7 separate regions of the Homo sapiens genome follow, and regions 1, 2, 3, 4, 5 and 7 are each linked to region 6. A link is a loop called in an ENCODE intact Hi-C map of the cell type or tissue named here. Cell type or tissue: IMR-90. All regions are shown on one strand. Region 1 has its middle 250 kb from the start of LINC01846. Region 2 has its middle 2.5 kb from the start of LINC02234. Region 3 overlaps LINC01846 (long intergenic non-protein coding RNA 1846). Region 4 has its middle 130 kb from the start of RGMB-AS1. Region 5 has its middle 150 kb from the start of LINC01846. Region 6 overlaps RGMB-AS1 (RGMB antisense RNA 1). Region 7 has its middle 120 kb from the start of LINC02234.

What was found. Hi-C counts contacts between places; a loop is a spot of excess contacts. Peaks named below come from ENCODE experiments on the same cell type or tissue, not always from the same donor. Only the 100,000 strongest peaks of a DNase experiment are listed, where the experiment ranks them.
Region 1: it touches region 6 in a loop (6-fold over the local background); 2 of 110 quality-filtered maps call a loop at or near these places.
Region 2: it touches region 6 in a loop (7-fold over the local background); 9 of 110 quality-filtered maps call a loop at or near these places.
Region 3: a loop joins it to region 6, with 7 times the contacts of the local background. A loop is called at or near these places in 5 of 110 quality-filtered maps.
Region 4: a loop joins it to region 6, with 2.0 times the contacts of the local background. A loop is called at or near these places in 2 of 110 quality-filtered maps.
Region 5: a loop joins it to region 6, with 10 times the contacts of the local background. A loop is called at or near these places in 7 of 110 quality-filtered maps.
Region 7: a loop joins it to region 6, with 2.8 times the contacts of the local background. A loop is called at or near these places in 3 of 110 quality-filtered maps.

Annotation. Positions count from the first base shown.
Region 1 is chr5:98,413,278-98,417,277 of GRCh38, forward strand. No RefSeq gene overlaps it. Among named protein-coding and RNA genes, the nearest start is that of LINC01846, 250 kb to the left of the region's middle. In IMR-90, no CTCF peak of the experiment used is centred here; DNase peaks (open chromatin) are centred at 1,874 and 3,444; H3K27ac peaks cover 568 bases.
Region 2 is chr5:97,836,229-97,840,228 of GRCh38, forward strand. No RefSeq gene overlaps it. Among named protein-coding and RNA genes, the nearest start is that of LINC02234, 2.5 kb to the right of the region's middle. In IMR-90, no CTCF peak of the experiment used is centred here; a DNase peak (open chromatin) is centred at 2,193; H3K27me3 peaks cover 495 bases.
Region 3 is chr5:98,108,899-98,112,898 of GRCh38, forward strand. All of the region lies in intron 3 of LINC01846 (long intergenic non-protein coding RNA 1846), which reads right to left. Among named protein-coding and RNA genes, the nearest start is that of LINC01846, 50 kb to the right of the region's middle. In IMR-90, no CTCF peak of the experiment used is centred here; DNase peaks (open chromatin) are centred at 923 and 1,653; H3K4me3 peaks cover 245 bases; H3K27ac peaks cover 1,917 bases.
Region 4 is chr5:98,636,626-98,640,625 of GRCh38, forward strand. No RefSeq gene overlaps it. Among named protein-coding and RNA genes, the nearest start is that of RGMB-AS1, 130 kb to the right of the region's middle. In IMR-90, no CTCF peak of the experiment used is centred here; a DNase peak (open chromatin) is centred at 2,276.
Region 5 is chr5:98,312,286-98,316,285 of GRCh38, forward strand. No RefSeq gene overlaps it. Among named protein-coding and RNA genes, the nearest start is that of LINC01846, 150 kb to the left of the region's middle. In IMR-90, no CTCF peak of the experiment used is centred here; a DNase peak (open chromatin) is centred at 2,186; H3K27ac peaks cover 1,851 bases.
Region 6 is chr5:98,766,531-98,770,530 of GRCh38, forward strand. It overlaps RGMB-AS1 (RGMB antisense RNA 1), which reads right to left. Exons shown (of 2, transcript NR_033932.1): 2 at 3,088-4,000. It also overlaps a transcript of RGMB not described here. Among named protein-coding and RNA genes, the nearest start is that of RGMB-AS1, 4.6 kb to the right of the region's middle. RefSeq lists enhancers at 637-1,378, 1,379-2,119, 3,831-4,000. In IMR-90, CTCF peaks have their summits at 1,758, 2,698 (motif pointing right) and 3,235; DNase peaks (open chromatin) are centred at 1,771 and 3,161; H3K4me3 peaks cover 2,416 bases; H3K27ac peaks cover 2,552 bases.
Region 7 is chr5:97,722,732-97,726,731 of GRCh38, forward strand. No RefSeq gene overlaps it. Among named protein-coding and RNA genes, the nearest start is that of LINC02234, 120 kb to the right of the region's middle. In IMR-90, no CTCF peak of the experiment used is centred here; no DNase peak of the experiment used is centred here.

The DNA.
Region 1 (4,000 bases), 350 kb before region 6:
TGACATTCTGTGAGATGTCAGAGAATCCATATCTCTTTGGAATATATTGTGTCAGAGAGGACAAGCATTGACATAACTCTGGAGCAAATCTGTAAGTGAATATTCGTGTTCATTCTATACAAACTTGAACTTTTTCTAATCCTTCTTTCTAGTTGAAATAAAAAGGAAGGCATTCCCCAAGTCAATGGCTGAATTCCATATACTTAAGTACTTATTAATCTGTTCTAGCAATAATACCACAGTCAGCATGGAAGCTGTAAATGGAATGTGATTTTACTAAGTTTGTGACAGTCTACAACAAGCTGAACAAAGTAAGTCACCAATTTGACTATCAGGCCCCTACATAAAATGGATAAATGCTGGAAAATTAAATGGTGACATAATAAGGACCACCATCCCCTTAACTTTTAGATCTGTAACTGAAGCAGTAATCCCAACCATTTCCTGCAAGGTGTTATAGTATTTTTCAATTGAATATCTTGGTCAGGGGGCTGTGAAGAGCATTTTCAGAGTTTTCCACTTGGCACTGGTATTCACTGTGATAACTCTTACTTCACAGGTCAAAGACTCAGATGGATGTTATCCAACTGCCAAGAATATCATTTCCTATTATACACTCAAAGACCAGGGAAATAATAATTAGGTGCTTCTACCCAGGAACCCAATAGCTTAACTTTTAGCCAGGACTCCATTTATTACTTAGCCCTTGTACTCCCTACTCTCTCAGGGAACAATAATGAGCTTTGAGTCCCGTAGTATGAATATCAACTTGGATTCTCTGTAAAATCATTCTAAAAATGTCTAGGCGTGACCCTTTCTCCAGTGCGAAAGCACTCAAGTGATCATGGGCTCTTTTGAGGTTGAACTGGGAGTCATTGCAGTACATACTGGCAGCTCTTTCCTCTAGAAAATCTGGCTACTTCTTCTGTCAGTAGTTGCTGTATTTGAAAATTAGCTCAGATCTGGAAACTGAGCAAGGAATTATGATTGCTCATTGAAGTGACTCCCTGCAGCCTCCTGCTCTTCCATTCTTACCATGTTCTGGTTCTAGATATTAAGCAACACCCTTGTTGGCTGCCCATCTATTTTTCCTCTGTAGCCATCCTCTATTAACTAGCTCCCTGAATCTTGACTGCCCCTCTGAACTTTCGGATTGTTATAGTTATTGTAACCTCCTGGTTTCTGATTTTAAATGGTACCCCCTGGTGTTTATTATTTTGGTGCCTCATCATCCACATGGTTATTAAAGAGCCCAGGTCTGTGGGCCCCTCACCTGCTATCAGCCCTAACCTAAAGAGAAGATACACTCCTGAATTTCTCAGTGATGCTAAAGACCCTCTCACCAGAACATTCCTCATGGCCTTAGTGATAGAAGATAATCATCTGGTGGGCCTTCTGGCCTTGCACAATATATCCATTCCAGTATGTCCGCATGCCTGAAACATTTTATTCTATTTCTACAACATAGCAAGGAAATTAACGAATTTCTACTTTACTCAGCATGGCCCTTTGATTTTCCATACATTGAGTGGCCACCTCAGCAGTAAGTTTTCCTCATTCCCTTCAGTCCTTGCAAGGTACTAAATCACATCTCCTGAGAAAGTACCACCAAGTAAATGAATTTTCAAATATCCTGCCTTATATTCTTCTCCCCTTGATCAAAAAAACCTCTAATCTAATCTAAAATTATCTTTGACCATGCAGAGAGGAAAGGCCATGTGAGGACACAGCAAAAAAGTGGTTGATCATCTGCAGGCCAAGAAGAGAGCTCTCATCAGACAACAATTCCACTGGCACCCTGATCTTGAACTTCCAGTCATTAGAATTTGAGAAAAAAATTTCTGTTGTTTAAGTCATGCAGCCTGTGGCATTCTATTATGACAGACTTGGTTGACTAATACATGACTCCAGGCTGGTCTTTCTACAGATGAGGAGGGGATTTTTATAAGCTACCAAAGTATTTAACTGTTAATCACCCTCAGTGTCAATACAAGTAGTAGTAACTAGGCAACTCCACAGTCCTTAAAAAGGAGTTGTTCTCCACATATCTCATAAATGCCTGAAACATTGCACCAGCAAAATCATTTCTCTATACCAGGACATTTTCCCAGGGCCCTTCAGGAATTAGGCCATTATTTTGGGATGGGGATTATCCATGCTGCACTTTCCCCTTAAAACAAGCTCATCTTTGTTAGTCAGGTAGAGAGTGACTCATTCTCAAAACTCATCTTATTTTCTAAATAAATCAATCCTAGCTCCATTTCTGTCAGTTCAGGTCCTCCAGTAAGGAAAAATCAAAATACAATTAGACAGTCAAGAGATTTATTGCGGTGGCTCTGTGAAAGATAAAAGTGGGAGTAAGAGTGACAAGAAGAGCCTTTAAACCACCCTATAGGTCTGACACTTGTGAAAGAAGAGAGGGAAGAAAAAATGAGTTAGAAGCAATCTCTGAAAACTGCAGTTCCAAGAACATCTTGGCCAGGCCAGGTCAATGGTGGACTTTAAGAACCAGTTGCTCTTGGAGAAATCTCACTTTGAGCATTAATGGTCTGGTTCTTGCATTCCCACTAAGCTCAATCATTGACTTACATCAGCTTGAGGTATTGACTCAAATGTGTAACAGCTGGGGCTATAAATCAACTATGGTCCCCTCAGCAGGTCCACTTGACAGAGATTTGAATGGCCTACTTCCACGGCCAACATAGTGTGAGCATTAATACTCTGACTTAATTAAAGAGTGAAACTCAAATGCTGCTATTTTCTTACTAAACCCATTTCTTTTTCTGCCTCTCCTGAGCACTATATTCCCCCCCCCGCCCCATCCTTAAAGGTGGTGGGGCCATATGACTCCACTTTGGTTGATGGAATAGGTGCCATTTCAATCCCTAGTCCCTTAAATCTCCCACAAGCTATCCTCCACTCTCTTTCCACTTCTGAGGCAAGCATGCAGGTCATGTGTTGAACAGGCACCAAAAGATGAAGGGAGAGGATGAGCTTCCGCATCACTATTTTGAAGAGATATGCCAGACTGCCATGGACTATGTGATGTGAGCAAGCAACAAATCTTCACTGAAATAAGATCGATATTTAAGAGCTGTTTATTTCAATAATTAGCCGGCTTTTTTTTAATGTTCTAGGAGATAGCCTACTATTTTGATAGAAACATTGCTAAATAGGCAATTTTTTAAATTGTCTTTTGATTACTTAGCTAGAGCCATCATGTTCAATGTGTGTTGAGAGGCTTGAATGAAAAGAAGATGGAACATAGAAACTAACAGTTATTTATTCTTATCATTATTATCTGTCCTATCTTTTAGAGTGATATTCTGTAAAACACAGCCAACTCTACTAAATAATCAAGTTCTTAATAACCAATGTAATATATACTTTTTAATCTCTTAGACAAATTCTTTGAGATCAACTTGCAAAAATATGACTCACTGGTATTCTTTAAAAATGAGAATGACCACAATGTCTAACATCTAAGTCATTCTTGTTCAGATCATGCCTGAACAAAATTAGCATTTTAAAGCACTTTTCATGTTTTCTCCAAATGATGTATTAATGAAATAAGCCTTTACCTTGTATTTCCACAATAACTTGTGAAAATTGTGTGTAATGTTGCAGGACTGTGTGAACAGTTATAGAAAATCTTTTTAAACTCAGTGAAATAGATACAATCAACTTTATCTCCAAGCTTTTAATATGCAATGGTTGAATCATTTTTACATGATTTGTTAATCTGAGAAGTAAGTGCCAAATCACAAGTGAAGTGATTTGTAATCATCTAAAATCTATTATACTTCACCTACCCAAGAAACTAGAATCTTAATACTTCGCAAGTTGCCAGGATGGCCTGTGTTCAACATATCATAAAAGTACAAAAGTTATTATTTCATTTCATGTTTTAAAAATCCATGGTCTGCCTCGCCTATCACCTTAAAGGCACAAATGTCTGCTAATTGTAGTAATTTTTCAGTGCTTCTACTTTTAGCAATTT
Region 2 (4,000 bases), 930 kb before region 6:
CTAGGAAAATTCTTTCTAAGTTCTTATAGCACTTCTCTTTCATTGCACTTATACAATATTACATTTATTTTGTGATTCATTTATTAATGTCTGCCTTCCTCTATAAAATTGTAAGCTGTATTAGGGCAATTCCTTGCCCACTTTTGTTCAACATTGTATGTCCACTAACCAGCATGAAGGCTGGCACATAGTTGGCAATCAAAAATGTATGTTAAATGAATGGATTTTTAAATGATGAATATGGAATCCCATGAAAAGTGTGACATAATGCACACATAAATAAAGTACATAGAGGAATACTTGGCAGGACTAACTTTGAGTGACTTTCTATTCAAGACTTAGTTGCATATTGCAGGGTCTCAGAGTCTCAGCAGGAAACATATCACACTGAAATTCAGGTAATTAGACAGTTTGCTTACTTACATAGGTTTGGGCAGGGATTCATGAAACTAACAAGGGATTAATTAGAAACTAACAAGTGCAGGTGGCCCTAAGGCCTAAAAATGGAGGGATAGAGTGATTGCAGATCCCAGAGAAGCTAGCTGCATGGAGAGGGCCACTTGACCAGAGCTGGCCTTCAGTAGAGGAACTCGTTCAGCTCATGGTTAATCTGCAGACAAGGGGCTGAGGGAAGGACTACCCTGTGTTTATGTATTAGTTTCCTGGTATTGCTGTAATAAATATTCACAAACTTAGTGGCTGACAGCAATATACGTTTATTACTTTACAGTTCTTGATGGTCAAAACTCCCCCATGGGTCTCGCTGGGCTAAAAGTCAAGGTGTCGCAGGGCTGTGCTCCTTCTGGAGACTACAGGAGCCAATCTGCTTCCTTGCCTTTTCCAGCTTCTAGAGGACACCTGCATTCTTTGGCTTGTGCTCCCTTCCTCTATCTCCAAAGCCAGAAGTGTAGCATCTTCATGTCTCTCCCTGACTGTGACTTCTGCTTCTGTCCTCACAACACCTTCTTTCTCACTCTTTCTCTGACTCTGACCCTCCTACCTCCCTCTTGTAAGGAAACTTATGACTAGATTGTGCTCACTAGATAATGCAGAATAATTTCTCCATATCAAAAACCCTTAACTTAATCATAGCTATGAAGTCCCCTTTGCCATGTAAGGTAACATTCATATATTCTGAGGATTTGAATATGGACATTTTTGAGGGAACGTCATTCAGATTACCATATTTTCCCTCCACTATTCTCCTGCCAGTGCCTACTACTGGGGAAGCCATGAGGTAAAGAAAACCATTTGTGTCATCTATATCAATCAGCCTCCCAGGATACATGCTTGACAGATTTGGATTTGGAAGGAGAAATGGACTATATGTAGAGAAGCCCATATGTAGGAATTAATATTATATACTAGGTTGTATATTGGTTCTATCCTACCCATTTTATAATCTGAACAGACTTTTTCATTTATAACTTTAATATTATGTATATATAAAACTATAAGTTTTTGAAATTAAAAATTTGATTTTAAAAATTAAAAATGTGATATTGTATGGAAAGCCCATATTTGATTTGATTTATTGCAATGTTATTTTTTCAAATAAAAACTTCTTATATCCAAAAAAATGGAAAAAAATGTTAATTCATTACAGATTTATTTGATTTTAAATGTTTTACAATACATAATAATTTAGATAGTTTGAAGAAAATATGGTGACTATAGATTTGATGTATTAGACAGAGGTCTTGATTCCTCCCATGTGACAATAATCCTCCATGTCATTGGATTCTAAAGAATTATTTTAAATTGAAATAAATATTTCCTTCTTAGGTGGAAAATTCTTAGACCAAGTGTAGAGTAATGTTTTCAAATATTTAAGACTGCAAACCCAAGAAATATATAAAATATCAGAATTTAAACCACTAGGAAAACCCTTTTAAAAGGATATTTCAGAAAAGAATAAAAGAGAATGAAAGGATTTCCTAATTTGAGATTGAAAAGTGAAAGACTCATCTTGAAACTAAAGCAATGATTAACTAAACAGCCAAAGTGATACTTGTAAACATTTATGTATTGACCAGTATAATGTTGTATAATTCAACTTCTTTTTACAATCTGGCTTCTCTGTTATAAGGGACTCTTGGTTTACATGTTAATAGCTGTTATCTTATGAATTGTGGCTCAAGCTCTTGAGAATGTTTGTGAAATGTGTTATTGTGGTTATGAGTCATTCTAGTCACTGCCAATATCTCTTCATTTTCGGGAGTTAGAGGAAGATGACTCAGTTAAGCCAAAATAATTGATGTAGCACATTGGTGAGGATTTATTATTATGTGCAGCTGTTCTTGAATATTGTCTTTCTCAGAGTACTGGCTCCCTTTTTTGGACATATTATCCTAGAATATAGAGGTCTTTCATACAAATACTTGCTAACTTGAAATTGTTTCTAGGAAGTTGACATATATCAGCCATAGATATTAAAACATTTAAAGGTATCTGATTCTGTAAGTAGGCTTGCTGGTGCAATCGGAAATCAGTTTATTCTATTAACATTTCTATAAGTCATGCATGACACTCATGATAAATTATGTCTGGGAATTGCTAGGATATATTTTGCTTCCAGAGATCCAGTTAGTCTTTTAATTCTTCTGCCATACACTAAACTTTCTTTTGATGTCTAGAGGCTTGATAAATATCAATTAATGCTTTCTTTCACACTTTGGATTTGTAGAGTTATTTGCCACTCACTCAAGAAAATGGAAATATTCCTTTTTCTATATTTTTTCTAAATATGTTCTAATTCATTAATTTTATACTATTATATCTCAGCATGGTAAGGAGGGGACAACATAATAAATACTGACCTATTAATTGAAAGTTGCTATATAGAAAGACAAATCCATCTGGTATTATTTCATATCGAACAATTATTCAATATTATTATAACCATTGCAAGATGAAGGCAGAAATAATTTATTATTCTCCAGTAGGGTATCATTTGTTCAAAGAACTGAAGAAATTTAGCATGGTGACAGGCAGGGTTTTAAGAGAAAGGAAGCCTGGCTCTTGAGGAGACCAGAGGCCACATATATATACCAGAAAAATTATATATGTACCAGAGACCACATCAGAATGGGCCTTGTGTGTTATGAAAGGTATTTCAGGCAAAGCCACTGGGAAGCCGTGTGACTAGTGACAAGTTGTTTACCTCTCCGTATCACAGTGTTTTTATATAAAAGATGGAGATAATAATGCTGGCTGCCTCATCAGATACTTGTGAGAATGGAATGATTTTGCACATACATAAAAAAAAAATCATAAGTATTGGACAGATGCCAAGTTTACTGTTGAAAAATTTAAAGCAGAAAAATGATATCACACATCAAATCTCATCCAGAGTCCATGTCTTCTTTTATGGTATGTTTGGTATTTCCTGTATCATTATGACATTTTCCTAGTTTTCTTACACTAATAGGGTAAACAAAGCAAAGAATTGCCTAATCACCAGGAAGTTCATTAAGAATGGTTTAATTGAAATTAAATTTTCAGGCCACTTAATATCACTCAGACTTACCACTTTAAGGTTAATTTATCATGTTTTTTTATAGTCTATATTTGGACAGTTACCATAAACATGGCTTGATCAGCTCAATATTCTGTATAAATCTAACAGAAACCAGAGGCTCTCTTGCTGTATCTGTTTCCTAAAGAAAACAGTCCATGCCAAGTTTCTGTGGCAAAGGTCAGTACTTAATAGATACTGTGGTACAACTTAATAACCTTATAAAATTCTGGTTGTTAAACCACAACTTGGAATCATAGCCTTATTTTTTACATGTGCTCTCATGCACATAGATTTTGGTGCATAAACAGATTTCTTAAGCATTTTCACTTCTTTGACTTCAAATGTATGTAATATATTAAAAATGTATATTTTTGTGTTATTTTCACCAATGCCACCCTTGTTTCTTTTAGTTACACACTCTTTCAAGATAAAATTAGAAGACAGGTAATTGTAAAGTAATTATGTTATTGAATAACAAAG
Region 3 (4,000 bases), 660 kb before region 6:
AACTGTAATTTAAGTGAGGTTTTTATAAGCCAGCTTGGGATCAGGCAAAGATCAGGTGAATCATTCTTGATCTATATTTGTATTTTAATCTGTTTAAGAATTGTATGTAAAATACTTTAAAAGCTTGGACTGGGGAATCATTCATTGTCCAAGTGTGGGGTACATTTTCACATCAACTTTTCTGTTTCTGTTCTTATGCAATTATAAGTCCACATTATGCATAATAAATAGTGAAAGAATTTCCTCTGTCAGTATATTGCCATAGGTATTTCTGACAGATGCATGCAGACAGATGTGAAGTTTTTTTTTTTTTTTACCATATAAGCAAATATAATCACATTACATATTTTGTACAGAATCAATCTGATTGTATGTTAAACAAATATATGCAGTGTATGTTTAGTCAGAGGGTCTTAGGAATATATCCAGAGACAACTGGAAAATTTTTGTTCATAAACAAAAATTTTTACCACCAGCTCCAGTGAAACATTTCAAAGGGATCCATGTGTGCTAAATGCAAATTGTACCTTCATTTGGAATTGTATTCAATCTTTAAAGTCCATGTAGCCTCAGAAAGCCCATCTTTCGTCCATGCAAGCCTTGGGATGTGTTTAAGGCATTACAGGTAGAGTGCCAGAGCCACCTGACCTTGCTGCTTTCCAATCCTCTTCCTTCCCCCGCCTTCAGAGCAGAGAGTACCAGCCTAGTAGACTGGCACAGGCAGCCTGAGCCACGCTAGCCTCTATGTGGTGTGCTCTGTGAGCCTTAGTTGGAGAGGTTCTGGCTCCTTCTGTCACATATGATTCTGTGGTTTTGAACATCAGCTTTTTTTCCTTTTCCACTTTTTCCCTAGTGCTCCAGACTTTTTTTGTGCAGAAAGCAGCCTCTCACATCATCCTGCATTAATCATCATATACCCCTCAAATCAAAAGTGGAAAAGACCCAGTGATTCAGTCATCTGTTTGCTAACAGTAATCTTTTTGTGGGTTTGTGTGTCTGTGTCCTTTGTTAAGTTCTGTTTTAAAAGAATACAGGCTCCCAGACTGCTGGGGTGTGGTGTGCTTGCAGTAACCTCTCTGTGAGATGCTCCAGAGAGAAAGGCTTCCCAGTGAAAACACTAGACTCAGAGTTGTCTTCAACTCACATAGCCCATGACCCTGAAAAAAAAAAAAAAAAGAAAGAAAGAAAAAGAAGAAGAAAAGAAGCTCTTTTTGGAGCACATTTTTTCTCATCATTAAAGTGAAGAAATAGAACCAGATTGTCTTTAAAGTTCTCATTATTTTATCTTTCTATGGCTCCTTCTAGGAAGTTTGTCTTCTCTAATTTGGCTTAGATACCATATATTTTATTTAGTCATCATTTTTTCCCTATATCTTTATTTATCTGAGTGACGATGTCATCTTTCCTCAGGGCTGGGTGGTTTCTATTCACATCTTTTGCAGACTGATTGCAAAATTATCCTTAAGGGAACACAAGCATCGACCAGCATTTATAAATCCCTGGCAGCACACCACAGATGGTTAATGAAATAAAATGCATTATCTCATAGGCTTAGCTAATCTCAAAGTTATGGACCATCTCTGGATGTGAGGACTTAATATGGAGGCAAGCTGTAGAGTGACAAATTAAAGCTGATAAGATTGCTGCTCTGCCTCATCCTCCAAATATTCATAAACTTTGAGCCGACTCTCTCACAGGAAGCAGGGATCACTACGGAGCTATGCTACATATTGCACTTGCTTGATAAACATGCATGAACATGAAATATAGGAAATACTAGGCACAGTTACCATCACCTGTTGCTCAAAGTAAAATTAAGAAAAAAGCTGGGTTCAGAAATGTTTACTTTAATCTAATTATACAGTGTGTTCAAATTTGTCTCACTTAAGAACTAGCTAAGCAGTGGTCTCCAACCTTTTTGGCACCAGAGACCAGTTTCGTGGAAGACAATTTTTCCATGGATGGGAAGGATTTGTTGGGCGGGGTGGGGGGAGGGTTGTGGGGAATGGTTTTGGAAAGTGTTCCACCTCAGATCATCAGATATTCTCATAGGTGCACAATCTAGATCCCTCACATGCCCAGTTGGAATACAGGGTAGAAGCTACTATTGAGAATCTCATGCTGCTGCTGATCTAATCTGACAGAAGGAGGAGCTTAGGTGGTAATGCTGGCTCGCCCACCACTCATCTCCTGCTGTGTGGCCTGGTTTATAACAGACCATGGAGGGTACCAGTCTGCGGCCTGATGGTTGGGGAACCCCTGAGCTAAGGGACTGATAGAAACATTTTATAAGTAAAATTAATTAAACGCATACACACACAAATAGTTATTTTTAAAAAATAGTACACAAATATTATCAGCTTGTTGATCCCAAATGTAAAAGAAAATCCTCAAATGTTTACATAATTAAAGAAATGATCACTATCTTTATTGAATTTTCACATGCTCTTACCATTCTTAGCTTAATCTGGTAAGAATGAGGTCATAGCAAATTCTTTGGGTAGTGAATTCTAGGTCTCCAGATTTGTAGTAAAATAAGGTACATAAAGTAGACAAAGAGAAACAAAAATGCATTTTAGTTTGGTTCCTTTTTCCTCATTTACTTGAAATACAAATATATATCTATGAATAATCACATATAATTTCTCCTAATATTCCATAAATATAAATTACAATTTCTAAGGATTGAATATTTAATAACAGTCTTTTCAAAATGATAAAGCAAGCACATAATCTTGTTCTTGTTTATTGTAGCAAATGTCAGAGCAGTTTACTGCAGAAATTAAATTGTTATTTATTTTGACTGTTGGGTTAAACAATTCTCTCATTAGGGGAAAAATATACTGCTAAAATAAGTGATAGTTATATGAAGAATTAGATAAGCATTAGTGGAAAAAACCCACCAGTGTCTCTGTTTCCTTAGCAGAACAGGCTATACAGTGTTGCAGCAAGACAGACATCCTCACATAGCAGAGGTGCTAGGGACAGCATCCCTATAGGCAACTACTGGAACTTCTCTAATGTACTTGTAGTTTGCAGATTCTCTGGTTACACTAGCCCTTGCTAACATTGTTCTTCTTTGAATTTGATTAGTCTGAGTTCATTCATGATTCTGTAACCATGTGAGTGGAAAGGGAAACAGGGCTCTCTGCTGCCATATTGCTTGGTTTTCATGCCTAGATTCAAGAATTCTTGAACGTGCATTGGACACAGATCACTCATGGATGCTTTCCACAGCAAATGATTAGCTTCTTACAAATAATTTAAAAGCATTGAGATTGTAATATTTCTTTGGTTTTGTCCTTAAATTTTATATATAACTATTTTATCACATTTACTAGCTATTTTTGTGTGTCTAAGTAGCAAAGACAATGTTACAATTGCAAATCTAGGCTAGGATCCTTGGATAACCAGCTTCCAAATGGCCCCCAATGATCTCCACCTCCTGATGTTTATATATTTGGGTAGTTTCCATGTATATTGTTCCAGGAGATTCCAGATCAGTGTGACCAATAGAATATGGCAGAGGTGATGTTATGTCACTTCCAAAATTAAGTTATAAAAGATTCCCTGCTATATGCTTCTGTTGTACTCTGTACTTTTCCTTCATAATACTTACATATAAGTAACATTCTGTGTCTATCTTTATTTTTTTTATTTTTTTTATTTTTGTGACGGAGTCTTGCTCTGTCACCCAAGCTGGAGTGCAGTGGTGCAATCTTGGCTAATTGAAACCTCTGCTTCCTGGGTTCAAGCAATTCTCCTGCCTCAGGCTCCCGAGTAGCTGGGATTACAGGTGCGTGCCACCATGCCTGGCTAAATTCTAAATTTTATATTTTTAGTAGAGTTGGGATTTCACCATGTTGGCCAGGCTGGTCCAGAACTCCTGACCTGGTGATCCAACCACCTCAGCCTCCCAAAGTGCTGGGATTACAGGTTTGAACCACTGCACCCGGCCTATTCTGTGTCTATCTTCCAAGCTTGACATTAAGCTCATCAA
Region 4 (4,000 bases), 130 kb before region 6:
GAACTATAGTTAAGTTCTCTAGTCTCCCAAATCCCTGCCAATGAGATAAAAGTTGAATGTGTTTCCTCATAACTTTTACTTGTGAATAGGACCGTATTTATTTTTCAGAAACTATTTGGGGAAGGTCCTCTTTTTACCATAAATGACACTGACAACCACTAATTCATTTTACCTACTGGATGTCCAAAGGAAAAAACTTTCAATTGGCATAAATTGATTATAACTTTAACAATTTAATTGTGAACAAAGACCATGCTACTCTGAACAGCTTACTTTCATAGAGTTTTGATGAATAAAATATATAAAAATATGGAATATAAAGTGTTTTTAAGTCTGAAGAGTATTATGTCATTGATTTAAAGTTTATTGTAATGCCCAAGGCAAAAATAAATAAATACAAACTGCAATGAATATTTTATAAGTTTGTTGCTCTCTTCAAGCATTAAAAACCTATTTCTTAAAATTTATAAGATAAATTTTAAGGATCATAGATTCCGTGAACATTTCTCCAAAGTTCACAAGAAAATGAGTAAAAGGAGCCAGTCATCTGTACATAATGAAGACTATATAAATTGTCTTGAGGCAATTTAATTTTGCTCATTTCCTATTCCAGCTCCAAAGGCAAATACAATGGAACTACATCCCATCTCTACCAGCCTTGCCAGAAGGCACCACAGAGGGAGAAAATCAAGTTAATGAGGGATGGGAGAAGACATCAAGGACCATCTGAGTCCCAGAGACATAACTGCAAACCCATCCTAGGAGGCTGCCAGACTATAATAGCCACATATGACACCACTGTACAATAAAAAATCATAATTCAGTTAGTTTCAGGTAATTTTTAGAGTATTTTTTAAGAAAAGGGGGTTAAAAGATCATTTCAAAGTCTAAGGAGATGTTTCAGTAATAATACCTGTTACTGAGTTATTTTAAAGCAGACAACATTAGAAGAATTTTCTTCTTTGTGTCAACCTTCTTTTGGCAATGAATGGAATCGAGCTGGTGAAAGACTAATCAAACCGTAATGGGTGTGGGACTGTCTTGAAATAAATTCTTCCCCTGGGTTTTTAAGGCATCAGCTCTGGCAGATGAGACCTGCCACCAATTAGATGTGTGATTGCAGCAGATAAATGACACCCACTGGACTTGCCATATTTGCTCTTATGAAATTCCTGTCAGTTTTGAGACATAAATAATTTAAGCAAATGGCCTTGGACACCAGAGGCTGCCAATTATTGTGTCACCAACTCACCACCATTTGTTTTGGTCACCAGAGTATTTCTTTTAAAAAACCAAGACTTCCAGACTCAAAATAAGTTCCACGTTAAAGCAATTTCTTTCCCTCCAATTTCTTCCAAACTAGTTTTATTTGCATTTTGAAAGAAGAAATGGAAGTTTATCATTTAGAATGCCTTTTGTGTCTCTTTGATTCCTCTACAAAAGTTCAAATATAATTGAGTTGGGAATTAATAGTAAAAGCAATTACATCAGAAAAAATGGAACAAACACAGTATTTTTAAAAAGAACCATCAAATTCCCAGAGTACAATCAACACATTTAAGAATTCAAAAGAAAGAATTACAATGCTTGCATCAGCCTAATAACTGAAATGAATCCAACATTTCCATTTTAAAGCCACTAATCCAAGAATAAAGGGGAGATGAAACAAATTCAGACGGCTATAAAAAGCACTATGTTTGGGACTGAGTGTTGTGGCTTTGCCTGAAGTTTAGAATTACCTCTGATAGAGACAGAAGTTGCTAAGTGGACTGCAAAGTCATGTTGCTTTCCTGATTCTGTCCCTTTTGTCATAAGCAGCTTAATGAACAAGGCATTGGTGCCTATATTATCGACTCCATTTAATAAGAACTTTATTATAGCAATGTATGCATTCTCTTCTTTTTTTCAGTTCTACACTGTGCATTGTAAATCATTGTGAGACTGTTTTTTCTATTGATACCTCTAAGTATATTGCTCCAATTTCTGCAGATTCAGCTAGCTATAACAACAAATCTCCTGCAAATTATTAATAATATCACGTCTTATTCTTGGACGCAAGCAACTTTCAGAACTGAGGCTACTTCATTTAGTTCTGCTCTTCACATCTCCATAGGAGAAAAAAAGAAAAAAGAATTCTAGAGCCTGAATTAGTCACTGACCTTCTTCTGCAGTTTAAATTGTTGTTCTGTGGTGATTAAATGAAGCTCCATGGGGCACCCAGCCAGAGCCAGTTAATAAGTTATTAGTTCCATCAACACTGTTTTGTCATAGCCAAGACCCAAATTCAGTGATTATTCCTGTTATCAAAGTCTTAGTCACTCCAAGAAAAGCATACTTGGTATTCCTGAAAGATAAACCACACTATTTTGTGATATCTTCCCACAAAGTTTGAGTTGTATGAGCTCTTTCCTCACTGCTAAGATTTGGAAAGCGGCCCTAATGTAGCATTGCCAGATTTAGCAAATCAAAACACAGGATGCCCAGTTAAATTTGAATTTAAGATAAACAACAAATAACTTTTTAGTATAAGTATGTCTCAAATTTTATGCAGGATATACTTAACTTTAAAAATTATTTGTTGTTTATCTGAAATTCAAGCTTAACTGACCATCCCATATTTTATCTTCCAACCCTACCTGATGGCATCACTATTAAGTGAACAAGAGAAATTAGAGAAGAAGGCATCCATGACTGCAGGTGGCTCAACTACAAACTGAGATTCAGGAAGTAGTCAGCACAGGGGCCTTTAAAAATCTTTTTTTCCTGGAGGCAAAGGGAAGCTTTGACTGGCAAGGTAAATGCAACTGGGCTCTGGTGAGAGGCTGAGCCCTGAAGCAGTGGCCGACAGCAAAGGCCTCAGCAGTGCTCAGGGGCTGCTCAATAACGGACACACCTGCTCCTGTTGGGCTGCTTCCATAAGGTGGCTTCCCTGTGAGTATGCTTTTCAAGATTAATGATGTGCAACAAAAATAGTCAGGCAAGGCCAAGAAAAGGCCTGAAATTGAGAAATTAGCTATACAGCTTGTTTTAATAACCACCCCTATTTAGGTATCTCCAACTGTTCCACTCAATCATTCAAAGGAGTCAAAGGACAAAGGACAAACATTTATTACTCGGGGTAGATTTTGTTTTGCAGAAATTTCCCAAGTATGTTTTAGTACAAACCTCAGTTATATCTTTTGTCAAAAATGTATTAAAATAGTAGAAAACAAATTGCATTTACATTCCACACATTATATGTAAAATTGTGAATAAACATAGATGGTGGAAGGACATAGACAATACCCAAGGCTAATTGATATTTTGGAGATAATTTTTGCAAGGTTTTCCTAAAAGCCATGATTTTCACATTCATCTTCAATTTAATGACTCTAAGCCCTATGTCCAGTGCCCATGAAAATTTCTAAATATGAATTTTATGATCCCCAAAGTAGTCTACTTTGTGATCCTCTTTGCACTCTTAGGAACATTATTAGGTAAGAGTAATATAGGAATGAAAGCATCCTTTCCCTTATTATGGATTCTCCCTCATTAAAGTCTTTATCTCTTTTTCCTTTTATGTCTAATTCCATAGAAGCTAGCTGACAGGTGCACTTCTAACTTATGAATCAATTAGTATAATTTTCATAATTAATTTTAAGATATGCTTAAACAATAAATGTGTTAAAGACTGTGCTGTCCAATATGGTATCTGCTAGCCATATGCAGGTATTTAAATTTAATCTAAAGTTGATTAAAATTGTAAAAAATTTAAAATTCAGTTTTTCAATCATACGAGACACTTTGCGAGTGCTCAGGGGCCACACGTGGTTAGGGTCAACTGAGCTGGACAGTGCAGCTCTGGGACATATCCATCATTGTGGGAAGTTCTTTTGGACACTGTTGTCTGTAGACAATAATATTTTCATACCGAACTAGGAAGGATATGCATATTTTTAGGCACCACTCTGTTCAACAGTAATTATAGGAAAATAGAAAAGAAAAATGAAAGATATATTTG
Region 5 (4,000 bases), 450 kb before region 6:
ACTCCTCCATAACGCTTTGGCTATGAGAATGTCTTTAACTTCCGATTTCTTTGCTTGTGGAAAGATGCAACTTCTTCTCCCAAAAAATTCCTTATTCAGTAACTTGCTAAACTTACTATCACTAAGAGTGAGAATAAGACATCATGTAAAATTGGAGCATGACTTAGTATGAAAGGCTATAAGGCCATGTATTGAATTCAGAATAGGTTCATTCACTTCACAAATATGTATGGAGTATCTACCAGGTCCTAAGCACTCTGCTAACAAGATTCACCTATGAACAAAACTGGTAAAAATAAACAAGATTATATTTAGTATGTGTTATATACTAATAAGTGCTAGGGAGAAAAATGTAAGGCAGGGGAAAATGACAGTGGGGTTGGGCAGGGATGTGCTAAGATTTTGGTTAGGCTGGCCAGGGAAAGGTTTATGTAAAACCTGAGTTTGAAATAAAAACGTAATTAAAGAAGGGAGTCAACCTTGTGGATATCTGGAAAAGAGCATTTGAGGCATAACGAAGATGAAGTGTGAAGCCCCCAAGGCAGGGCTGCCCAGGTATTTGAGAATGAGTGAGGAGACCAGGGTGGCTGGGGATAAGGGAGTGAAGGAGTGTGGTGGAACACGTGGCCCATCATGTAGGTTTCAAAGTCACAGCACAAATATTTGCCTTTCCACAGTGTGTGACTGGGGACTTTTGAATAGAGGAATGACATGATCTCGTTTATGTTTTCACGGGATCACTCTGGCTGTTCCATTGAGAATAGACTGAAAGGAGTCTAGATGGAAGAAGGAATACCAGTCAGGAGATACAGTTATGATTCATGAGCAGGATGATGGCACTTGGGCCAGGGGATGTCAGTGGAGGTGGCAAGAAGTGTGATATGGTTTGCATCTGTGTCCCCACCCAAAACTCATGTTCAGTTGTAATCCTCAGTGTTGTAAGTGGGGCCTGGTAAGAAGAGATTGGATCATGGGGGCAGTTTCTAATGATTTCACACCACACCACTGGGGACTGTTCTCATGATATTGAGTGAGAAGTTATCCCCAGATCTGGTTGTTTAAAAGTGTGCAGCACCTCCCCACTCTCTCTCTTGCTCCTGCTCCCAGCCATGTGAAGTGCCAGTCCTCCTTCACCTTCCCCCATGATTGAAAGTTTCCAGAGGCCTCCCCAGCCATGCTACCTGTACAGCCTGAGGAATTGTGAGCCCATTAAACCTCTTTTCTTCATAAATTACCCACTCTCTGGCGTTTCTTTATAGCAATGTGAGAACCAGACATATTTTGTAGGCACCGATGGCACATTCAATGTGAAAAATGAGTGCCAGAGAAAGTTCAAGAATGACACCAAGATTATCTGAGAATACATGGGAACCTAAAACTTATTTTGATTGACATTAAATGGTCAATCACCTGCCCAGGCCCAAGGATCTCACCAAACAGAATCATCCAAAATACATGTTAGCATGTTACATGTTTTAATTTATGAAGAAGCACAAAGCAGAACCAGGTAATGCTATGGGCAGTACAAACTCAACGCACACAAATAGAGAAGATAATGGCTACAGAGAGGATTTGTGATGAAGCAGCATGATTAGTAATCTTTGCCTCTAAATGCAATTTCCAACACTGCCACCTTGACAGGCTAAACATCTGGCTAAAATTAACTCTTCTACTTCTAATTATTTCCCCTCAGATTGGACTTTCTCTACTCTCCTCTTCCCAGCAGTCCATAACTATGCCTAGCAATTATTAACAAAATATGCTTTATTGAAACTTTGTACATGTTCCAGCCCATATTATGCAAAAAACAAAAAAATCTCACTATGCTTGTTCTAGACTGAGTGTTAACCTTAAGGAGAGCTTATAACTAAAATAGTCACTTTTTCAATTGTATGATTTAGGCCAATCATTTAAATGGTATATGTAAAATAAAATAAAATGACTTGTAAAGTGGTTTAGACTACAATTGAGTGGTAGGAAGTATTCAGACAGGTTGGGTTTAAAGGTATTTTAGGGGGGCAAATTTTATGCTCCTTTTATCCTAACTGCTTGAGTAAACTCACCAACATCTTATAATAACATTCTATTTCCTGTCTCCATGTGAAGATTTATCACAATGAATCTGGTGAGATAATCCCTGTAATAGTAGAAGTCATTATGAAGTAATTGCATTGAAATGTGCTATGGAATGATGAGTACATATTTCTCTTTCTTGCCAACAAGTATATGAGTCTGTCATTGACTGAAAGACAGTAAAGCAATTCTCCTTTCTCCCCTCAACACAGCCTCTTTTGATTGGGAAAAAAAATTACAAAAAAAATGTGGTTCAGACTTCCCTGGCACATAATGCTGGCAGCATTGAGATGCAGAACTCTTTCCCATAGTAGGAGATGTACCATCTCCTTTACACTGCTTTTGCCTGTTTAACACTCTGCTGGTTATTAATGACATATTTGAGATCATAGTGACCTCTTTCAGCCTCCTCAAGCAGATGTAGCCCGGCGATGATAAAAACAAAATATCAAGTATAGCAGTATAATTCTATTTTGCAAACAAAATAGCTGGGTATTAACTACTTCAAAAGACTCTGTAGCCAGAACCCTCTCTCTGAAAAAAATAATGCCTTCATGTGGTATGATTAGTGAAAAAGTAGCATTGCTCTAAAATGAGATTAATTCCTAATTTCAACATCATTCACAACTTTCTTTTCAAGCTGCCTGAGGCCTGAAATTTTGTTTTTTTTAATCAATCTGTTGTTACTTTTTGTTATTATTCTTGAATGTTCACTCCTGAAGCCAGAATTACATTTGTGTCTCTGGGGTTTGAAATTGATTCAAAATTGACTGAAAGACAGCAACACAATTCTCCTTTCTCCCCTCGACACAGCCTCTTCTGATTGGGAAAAAAAAAAAATTACAAAAAAAATTTGGTTCAAACTTCCCTGGCACACAATGCTGGCAGTATTGAGATACAGGACTCTTTCCCATAGTAGGAGATGTACCATCTCCTTTACACTGCTTTTGCCTGTTTAACACTCTGCTGTTTAACACTCAATTCAAAATAGCTCTTTTCTACCATTTCCAAGCATGTTTTACTAAAACACGATATTGATATTCTCCTTGAGGGTATTGAATCTCTCCTCTCCAAGTTAAAGTGAAAATGGGGAATGGGACTGATGTTGACCCACTGATTCCTCTTAATGTCCATCTGTCTCACTTTTATTTACAAACATGAATCATGAATCAAAAACATTTGTGAAATAACAGTTTCTATATATGTTCCCTGGTTTGAAGTTCCCAAATAAAATATTTAATAGATATGCACTGGGCTCTTATTAAATGTATGACATTATGCTACATACTGTGGGGAGTGCTAAAAATTATTAAACTGTCCCCTGTCTCCTGCCAATCTGCTGGGAAGCCTGAGAAAGATAAGTCAACAATTATATTGCAAAGGATATCTACAGGTAAAAGTCTATCTACAGGTATAAGTGGGATGAAATCCAGAAAGAATGTTACAAGGGTGCTTTCATTATGCTGCATTAATCTATAACTTACTTATTCATGAAGAGTATGGTGGTGGTGGTGGTGGTGGTGGTGGTGATGATGATGATTACATTAAAGCATTATTATTATTCTAACCCAGTAGAATCATAGCTTATTTAAAAAGCATTATAATATTTGATCCACTTTCACATTTGATGGACAAAATAGTTCTTTGACCCCCTCAGCACATATGTTACTATCTTTATTTGGCAGATGAAGAAACTGAGTCACAGTAAATTATTTGAGAAAAATGTCTACTAGCAGAAACTAAGTTTCCTGAATCCTAGTCTCTATATTTTTTAGGTAGATGGCTACAAAAATCCCCCAGGACTCAAACTGCTCCCCTTTTACATTTCTTCTGTAAATTTTTTTAAGATACTTTTTCATAATTTATTAGGTTATTTATATCTATATATATTTTTTATTTTACTTTCAGTTCTAGGGTACATGTGCAC
Region 6 (4,000 bases):
TTTATTTAGAAATGTAAATGTTTTAGCATATTTGAATGAGGCAATGGGAGTGTTGAGATTGATACAACTGAAAGCAACAGAATACTGTATAACATTTTGACTATAGTTACTAACAAAGTATTCTATTCTTGAAATTCACTGAGAGTAGATGTTAATTGTACTCGCCACAAAAAAGATAAGTATGTGAAGTAATGCATATGTTAATTAGCTTGATCCAGTCATTCTACAATGTATACATATTTCAAAACACTATGTTGTATACCATAACTATATATAGTTTTATTTGCCAATTAAAATATAACTTCTGTTTTTTAGAGACAGGGTCTCACTTTGTTGCCCAGGCTGGAGTGCAGTGACCAGACCACAGCTCTCTGTAACCTGAAATTCCTGGGCCCAAGTCATCTTCCTACTTCAGCTTCCCAAGTAGCTAGGATTACAGGCGTGTGCCACCACGTCTCCTAATTTTTTAAAATTTTGTAGTAACAAGGTCTTGCTATGTTCCCCAGGTTCATCTCTAACTCCTGGACTCAAGTGATCCTCCAGCCTTGGCCTCCCAAAGCACTGGGATTACAGGTGTGAGCCATCATACTGAGCCTAAAATATAACTTAAAAAAAAATGAAAGCAACAGAATTAGACAAGCTCAGAATATTTTGCCACCACTATTGTTTAAGGAAACTTTTTTTCCCAAAAAAGTATCCCAAAGGGATACTTAAGAATCCTCTTTAATAGATAACTTTTAACAGTGTGCATTGTATGAAAGCCAAGCCATTCTAAAATTCTGTTGTTGAAATTGAAGCAAGAGATTTGTAATTTAAAAGTTAGTGCTTCATTATGAGATTTTACCCTTTTTTGCCTTAGTTGCATAGAAAGTTCTCAGAAAACAGACAAGCTTACCCAGAGGGAGAACTAATGTTCAAGTTTCCAAAGTGGGTGGTGAATTGAAAATCATGAAAAATATTATGAAACTAAAGAAAAATTAAACGTATGATCTGATGAATGTATTTATGTGATGATTGACAAGTTAGCCTCTAGGTTCCACTGAGCAATATTTATGGGAAAGGAGTGGAGGAGACAGGGAATTCTGGCAGCTTGTGCCTGCTATTTATGTACCGTTCAGCTTAGCAGGAGAGGGACGAAGAACTGGGGCTGCATTAAAAAACATCCTCTGGGCTGGCTCACTGGGCTTGCTTTGAACTCTTGTTCATCATTATTTTATGCTGCAGCTTGTCTTTGTGTTGGTGGAAGGGAAAAGAAAAACACAAGAGACTAGCCTTTAGTTTCTAAATCAAAGCTGTGCTTTGCTGACTGCTGGAGTGGCTTTTCAAAAGCAAAACAAGTGGGGACATTAAAATTCCTTGCTTTTGTAAACCAGGAGCTGAGTTGGGGTTTTTTTTTTCTTCTTTTTAAATTCTCAGATGCAAAAGGGTATGTTTCAATGTGTCTTACATTTACCTTGAAACAATCTCAGTATGTTTTTTTCCATTTGACTGGCACTTGGAGAAGATAAAGCAAGGTGAAAAAAATACTAAGGAGGAACCTGCAGAGGTTTGGAGGAAGGGCGTTCATTGTCATCGAATTTAAGAAAGAGAAGGATATGTAAATTTTACTAATTAATGCCTCTTACACATCCTTTCTTGATAGTGACCCCAAGGTCCAAAGACGTTAAATCAGTTGCCTAAAGCCCAGACCCAGAAAGTCAGGACTAGACCTTCCTCTGTGGATTCCCACTCGTCCTCTTTACACTGCCCTATGCTGCCTCTAGCGTTAGCCGGAGAAACTGTAAGGAGGGGTTAGGGGAGGAGAAGGCAAAGAAAAGCTGGAGAGGGTCGTAGATTCTTGCCTAAGGAGGCAAGAAGTGACCTCCCTGAGTCAGGATACTTGAGCATTTGACTTGACTAAGAGAAGTAGCCCGCTAGTTCCAGGCGTTGAACGCGCCAATTAGCTGCCGCTGAGTATCTGGGATGTTTTTTGTTTGTTTGTTTTTCTACTTTGGAAGATCAATGTAAGGTAGAAAGTTAATCCCTTTCTTCTTGCCCTCCACGCCTTCCACGCTGATCGAAGCGACCGTCCTCCCTCGAACATTTCGTGGGCTCATTCTTTGTAACACACTTGCTCTGGGCCTTAGGTGTCTCTTTAAACCCTCTCTCCCCTCTTTATTTCCAAATCTTTATCTTTGGCTTTCTTAAGCTGTAAAGGCACACTGGCACCTTAGGTGGTCAGGTAAGATCGCTGGATTCCTTATTTCGGCGAAAGTCCAGCGGACCATTCCCGCCACTGTACCCATTTTAGAAACACTTGGAAGACCCTTAAGGATCATTTACGGAGAGAAAGGTGTGCATTCTGCGGCTGCCGGCGGGCAGCTAGAGAACGTGGCGGGGGGCAGCGCATCTGGCGCCTTGGCCGGGGCGCGGAGTGGGAACAGCCCGCACGCGTCCGCTGCCGCCCTGCCTGGCGACGAGTGGCACAATCGCCCACCAGGAATCGGCTGGTGCCGCGGGTGGGCGAAGGCAGCGCCGCCGGCCCGGAGGGCGGCGCGGAGGGTGGCGCTGGCGGCGTGAAAGGCGTCTTTGTGCAAGATTGAGTGTGGTGGGGGGAAGGCGAAGAGAGAACTGATCCAGGACCTGGACGCGGGGGTCTGCGGCGCCCCTACGCCCCCACGCCCCCAGCCGTCCGCAGTGCCGGAATGAGCCGGATAGCGCCGGCAGGGGGCAGTGTGGCGATATAGGGGTTGCCGGGGGGAGAGGAGGGTCTCTGTTCACCTCTATTTGAGGCTGACTGGGGAGAAAGCTGCCTGGAGGAAGCTGCTGGGGTGCGGGGGGCTGAGGGATTTGGCTCCCCGCCCTCTCCCCTAGATGGCGGAGAAATCGGGCTAGCTGGAAGGGCGCAGCTCCTCTCCCAGAGCTCATTCTGGAGTCGGAGAACTGGGAGAGCGGCCCCCGAGGCGGAGCCTCCCTCCCGCCCCGAGTCGCGCTGCCCCCCACCTGGGGGAGAGGGGCGGGCGCCGCGCTGCCTTCCCTCCGCGCCTCGGCCGCGTGGCTTGCGGCTTATTTTCCCAGCTGGCAAGCGTCGCGCTGCAGACAAGGGAATGCCTGTGGTGAGTTGTTTATTTTGTTGAAGTTTGCGGTGGGCCCGGGGGACGTGGGGGGCGAGCGGCAGGCAGCGGCCGGGACTGTTTTGTTTAGGTCTCCATCCACCTGTGGGGTATAAATCTGCCAGCCTCAAGGCGGCGGGGGACCGGAGTGAGAAAGCTCTGACGCTCCCAAAAGCCCCTTTTCGCAACTTACAGATCTAGGACCACATTTGATTCTCCACGCCTGGAACCGGCTAGATCCTAGTTTACGCTCACCCCGCCCTCCAGCCTCCCATCAACGCTTCCCGCACCCGCTGTGTGCAGGGCTGGCGCTCCGCAGAGCAAACAGCGCCCACGACCCAGGGACAGCTGGCCACCGAAGTCCCTCCCCGGCGCCCTTCCCCGTTCCTTGAGGATAGGGGAGCTGAGGTTTTCATGTGAAGGGCGCCCATGAAATTCGTGGGAACTTGTTCTGGCGTCTTCTGGAGTGGAGTTCTTTCAGGGGTTTCGGGTCTGCCCGGGACTACAAAATGGGATCCTGGGTTGGCTGGAGTTTCCCAGACTAGGCTGGAGAGAGGTCGGCTGTTGGCTCGCGGGAGAGCCCAGAGGAACCCCTTGGGCGATGGCAGTCAAGACCGGCGGCTGCGTTTGCCTGGAAGAAAAGCCTAAATACATTAGCGAGCTGGTAAAGCTTTTAAGGCCTTCTTGGGAGCGAGTGGCTGGCTAATGAGAGGTTAATTTTGTTTCGAAGGGAAGGCTGCACTGGTTTCCTGAGATAAATGGACAGGAAGCGCATTACCTCCGCGCGCTGGCAAGCGGCTCCCAAATGCTTTTTGCACCTGCCGTTTTGAGCGGTGAGAGCAGCGGCGGAGCCCGCAGGGATTGCGGGGGCCCGTTGTCTACGAGCGGGTGATGAGCCCCCCGCAAGC
Region 7 (4,000 bases), 1.0 Mb before region 6:
TCCTTTAGCTCGGAGTAGTTTGATCATCTGAAGCTCTCTTTTCTCAACTTGTCAAAGTCATTCTCCATCCAGCTTTGTTCCATTACTGGTGAGGAGCTGCGTTCCTTTGGACGAGGAGAGGCTCTCTGATTTTTAGAATTTTCAGTTTTTCTATTCTGCTTTTTCCCCATCTTTGTGGTTTTATCTACCTTTGATCTTTGATGATGGTGACGTGCAGATGGGGTTTTGGTGTGGATGTCCTTTCTGTTTGTTAGTTTTCCTTCTAACAGTCAGGACCCTCAGCTGCAGGTCTGTTGGAGTTTGATGGAGGTCCACTCCAGACCCTGTTTTCCTGGGTATCAGCAGTGGAGGCTGCTGAACAGCGAATATTGGTGAACAGCAAATGTTGCTGCCTGATCATTCCTCTGGAAGTTTTGTCTCAGAGGAGTACCTGACTGTGTGAGGTATCAGTCTGCCCCTACTGGGGGGTGCCCAGTTAGGCTACTCGGGGTTCAGGGACCCACTTGAGGAGGCAGTCTGTCCATTCTCAGATCTCAGGCTGCATGCTGGGAGAACCACCACTCTCTTCAAAGCTGTCAGACAGGGACAATTAAGACTGCAGAGGTTTCTCCTGCCTTTTGTTTGGCTATGCCCTGCCCCTAGAGGTGGCGTCTGCAGAGGCAGGCAGGCCTCCTTGAGCTGTGGTGGGCTCCATCCAGTTTGAGCTTCCCAGCCACTTTGTTTACCTACTCAAGCCTAGGCAAAGGCAGGCACCCCTCCCCCCGCCTTGCTGCTGCCTTGCAGTTTGATCTCAGACTGCTGTGCTAGCAATGAGCAAGGCTCCGTGGGCATAGGACCCTCCAAGCCAGGCACGGGATACAATCTCCTGGTGTGCCATTTGCTAAGACCATCGCAAAAGTGCAGTATTAGGGTGGGAGTGACCCAATTTTCCAGTTGTCATCTGTCACCCTTTTCCTTCCCTGACCCCTTGCGCTTCCTGGGTGAGGTGATCCCTCACCCTTCTTCAGCTCATGCTCGGTGCGCTGCAGCCACTGTCCGACAATCCCCAGTGAGATCAACCTGGTACCTCAGTTGGAAATGCATAAATCATTCGTCTTCTGCATCATTCACGCTGAGAGCTGTAGACTGGAGCTGTTCCTATTCGGCCATCGTGGCTCCACCTCCCTCATGAATATCTTATATAGTGGAATGAGATTGGCATTGACCATGTGTATTTTAATATATGTCATATTTTGTGTATGTCATTGGTGTTTTTAGCTCTTGTAATGCATAGTTCTGAATATTTTAAATATCTAACAGTTATAAAGCTATAATTTTCTCTCACACACACACACACACACACACACACACACACACACACCTCACGGTGCCCCTTTTCATTGTGGATGGTGATAGAAGTCACCATAATTCTGGGCAGCTATAGTAGTTTCAACATCATTTCCTCCTATTTAGTATCCATGAGAATTCCAGATATCAAAATTCAAATGTTATACAATTGTAACTGAAACTCTTGAGTGAGATTTTCAGCCATTTTAGTCTTCTCCCAATTGCATTAGACTTTTCTCAAAATTAAATATTTAAGACTTTATTTTTATTCTTGTAAAAGGAGAAATAAACATAATTTTCTAGGAAGCACAAAAAGGACCATGAAATAACTTATTTATCTTTCTCTCCTTTTGTGGTTTCAAGATTCTCAAGGATGAGCAAAGAGTAGAAAATAAAAACACAGCTTCTTATATCTCATTTCTATGAGTCAAATTGCACCAGAAAAACAATCTTGGTATTACTCTTAAAACATATCACTTTTCTTGGGGAACACTCTATGGAAGAATCGATGCTACTTGAAATTCTAAGAATAACTACGAATGATGTGGATGGAAAGGGTCAGGCTCTCTGTTGATTATTCCCCTCAGTCACTCTGGTCATGCCTTTCTTCCCTTGATCATTTCATCACAATGACACTTTACTCTTAAATTTTATGTATTTCAGAAGGAAGCAACTAGTATGCTGAAGGCAAATTTACTTGACTCTTAAAAGTTTGATGAAGCAGCTCTCTACTCACATTATATATTTCAACTTGAATCAAATTTAGGTAAAGTTAACACATTCACTGGGTATTCTTAGGCATAATAAGATGAACATAACTCACTTTAGGGTGGTATTCTATTCAGGTACATGAGTAATGAATAACTTTCTGCTGCTCTAACTTACACAAGCATCAGTTATCTACTGAGTTAGTACTGAGAGATTTATTTTGACAATCTCTGGGGCACGTTATTGAAAATAATCATGATTGATCTGATTATAAATAATTAAAGTATATAAAGCCTAATTTATTTATTAAATTTATTTGGGAAGGCTTTTACTTGTTTGACCTACTATTTCTGTGTTATTTGGTGAGATTATTTTTGCTGCTTTTATTGAAGTAAATAAAGATGCTAAAACAATTTTTAAGACTAAGGTAGAATATTTCATTAACCAATGAAATTCAAACTTGTTCAAATGAAGTTTCCTGAACTCTCCTTCCCACAGTTTCATTTCTGTAGGACTTGGCAGGAGAGGTTCTAGAAATCTGATTTATTGTGCTCTTTCAGAAGATTCTCATGCAGGTATCCCTAGGACAACATTTTGAGAAACAGTGATGTAGAGTCCCTCAATTATTATTTCCCTTCTTCTGTTTACCACCTTAGAATGTGTACAAAATGTAATATATTTATAATTAATTTTTTAAAAAATAAACTTAATCTTTTCATACAGGTTTAGATTTAAAAGACAAAATCAAGCATATAGTACAGAGAGTTCCCATAAACCCTGCACCCCATTTCCCCTATTATTAACACATTAATGATACATTTGTCATAACTATTGAACCAATATGGATATTTTATTATTAAATAAAGCTATATTTTGTTCAGATTTCCTTTTTCTTTGCCTAATGTTCTATTTTGTTCCAGGATCTCACCCACGACACCACATTACAGTTGTCATGTCTCCTTAGGCTCAACTTGGCAGTGACAGTTTCTCAGACTTTCTTTGTTTTTGACAACCTTGATAGTTTGAAGAGTACTAGTTAGATGTCTTGTAGAATGCCCCTTTGGTGAAATTTGTCTGATGTTTTTCTTATGATTAATCTGGGGTTACGGGTTTTTAGGAGGAAGATGACAAAGGTGAAATGCCATTTTCATCACATCATGTAAAGGATACAGACTATGAACATTACTTGTCATTGTTGATGTTAACATTGGTCAATTGTCTGAGGTAGTCTTAGGCAGGTCTCTCCAGATGTAAAGTTGTTCTTTATCCCCAACTGCCTTTCCAAACTCTTAGGAAGAAAGCTCACTTAAGGTACGGGGAGTTATGCTCTAGCTCCTTGAAAGATGCATATCTACATAAATTATTTGAATTCTGCACAGGAAATTTGTCTTTTCTCCTCCATTTATTTAGTCAAGTATTTATTTATACCGGTGTAGAATCATGGATATTTGTTTTATACCTTGAGTCACAATCCAATACTTTTTTTTTTTTTTTTACTTTGTTGCTCAAATTGTTCCAACTTTGACCACTGGAGGCTCTTTCAGTTGACTCTGGTATCTTTTTGACATACCACATTTATTGGATTGGTTTAGGATTTTTTTTTTCCTTTGCTGTTTGTTTGCTTTAACACTTCCTTACTTTCCAGCACTACAAGATGCTCCTGGTTTATCTTGTATATTTCCTGCACAAGTCCTAGAACCAGCCATTTATCCAACAAATCCTGATTCTTTTAATTGAATAGTGGTATGAGAAACCAAGATACAGGTGCTAGGTGCACAATTATATTCTTAAGAAAAAATAATTAGAAATGATGCAAAATGTAACAAGATGAATTGATGATAAGACTAGTCTAAAAGAAAATCTCAAACCTTTTTTCTGAAGACACCTTAAAAATTATTTTGAGAACCTCAAAAAGCTCTTGTTTATGTGGATTATATCAATTTATGTTTGCTGAATTAAAAATTAA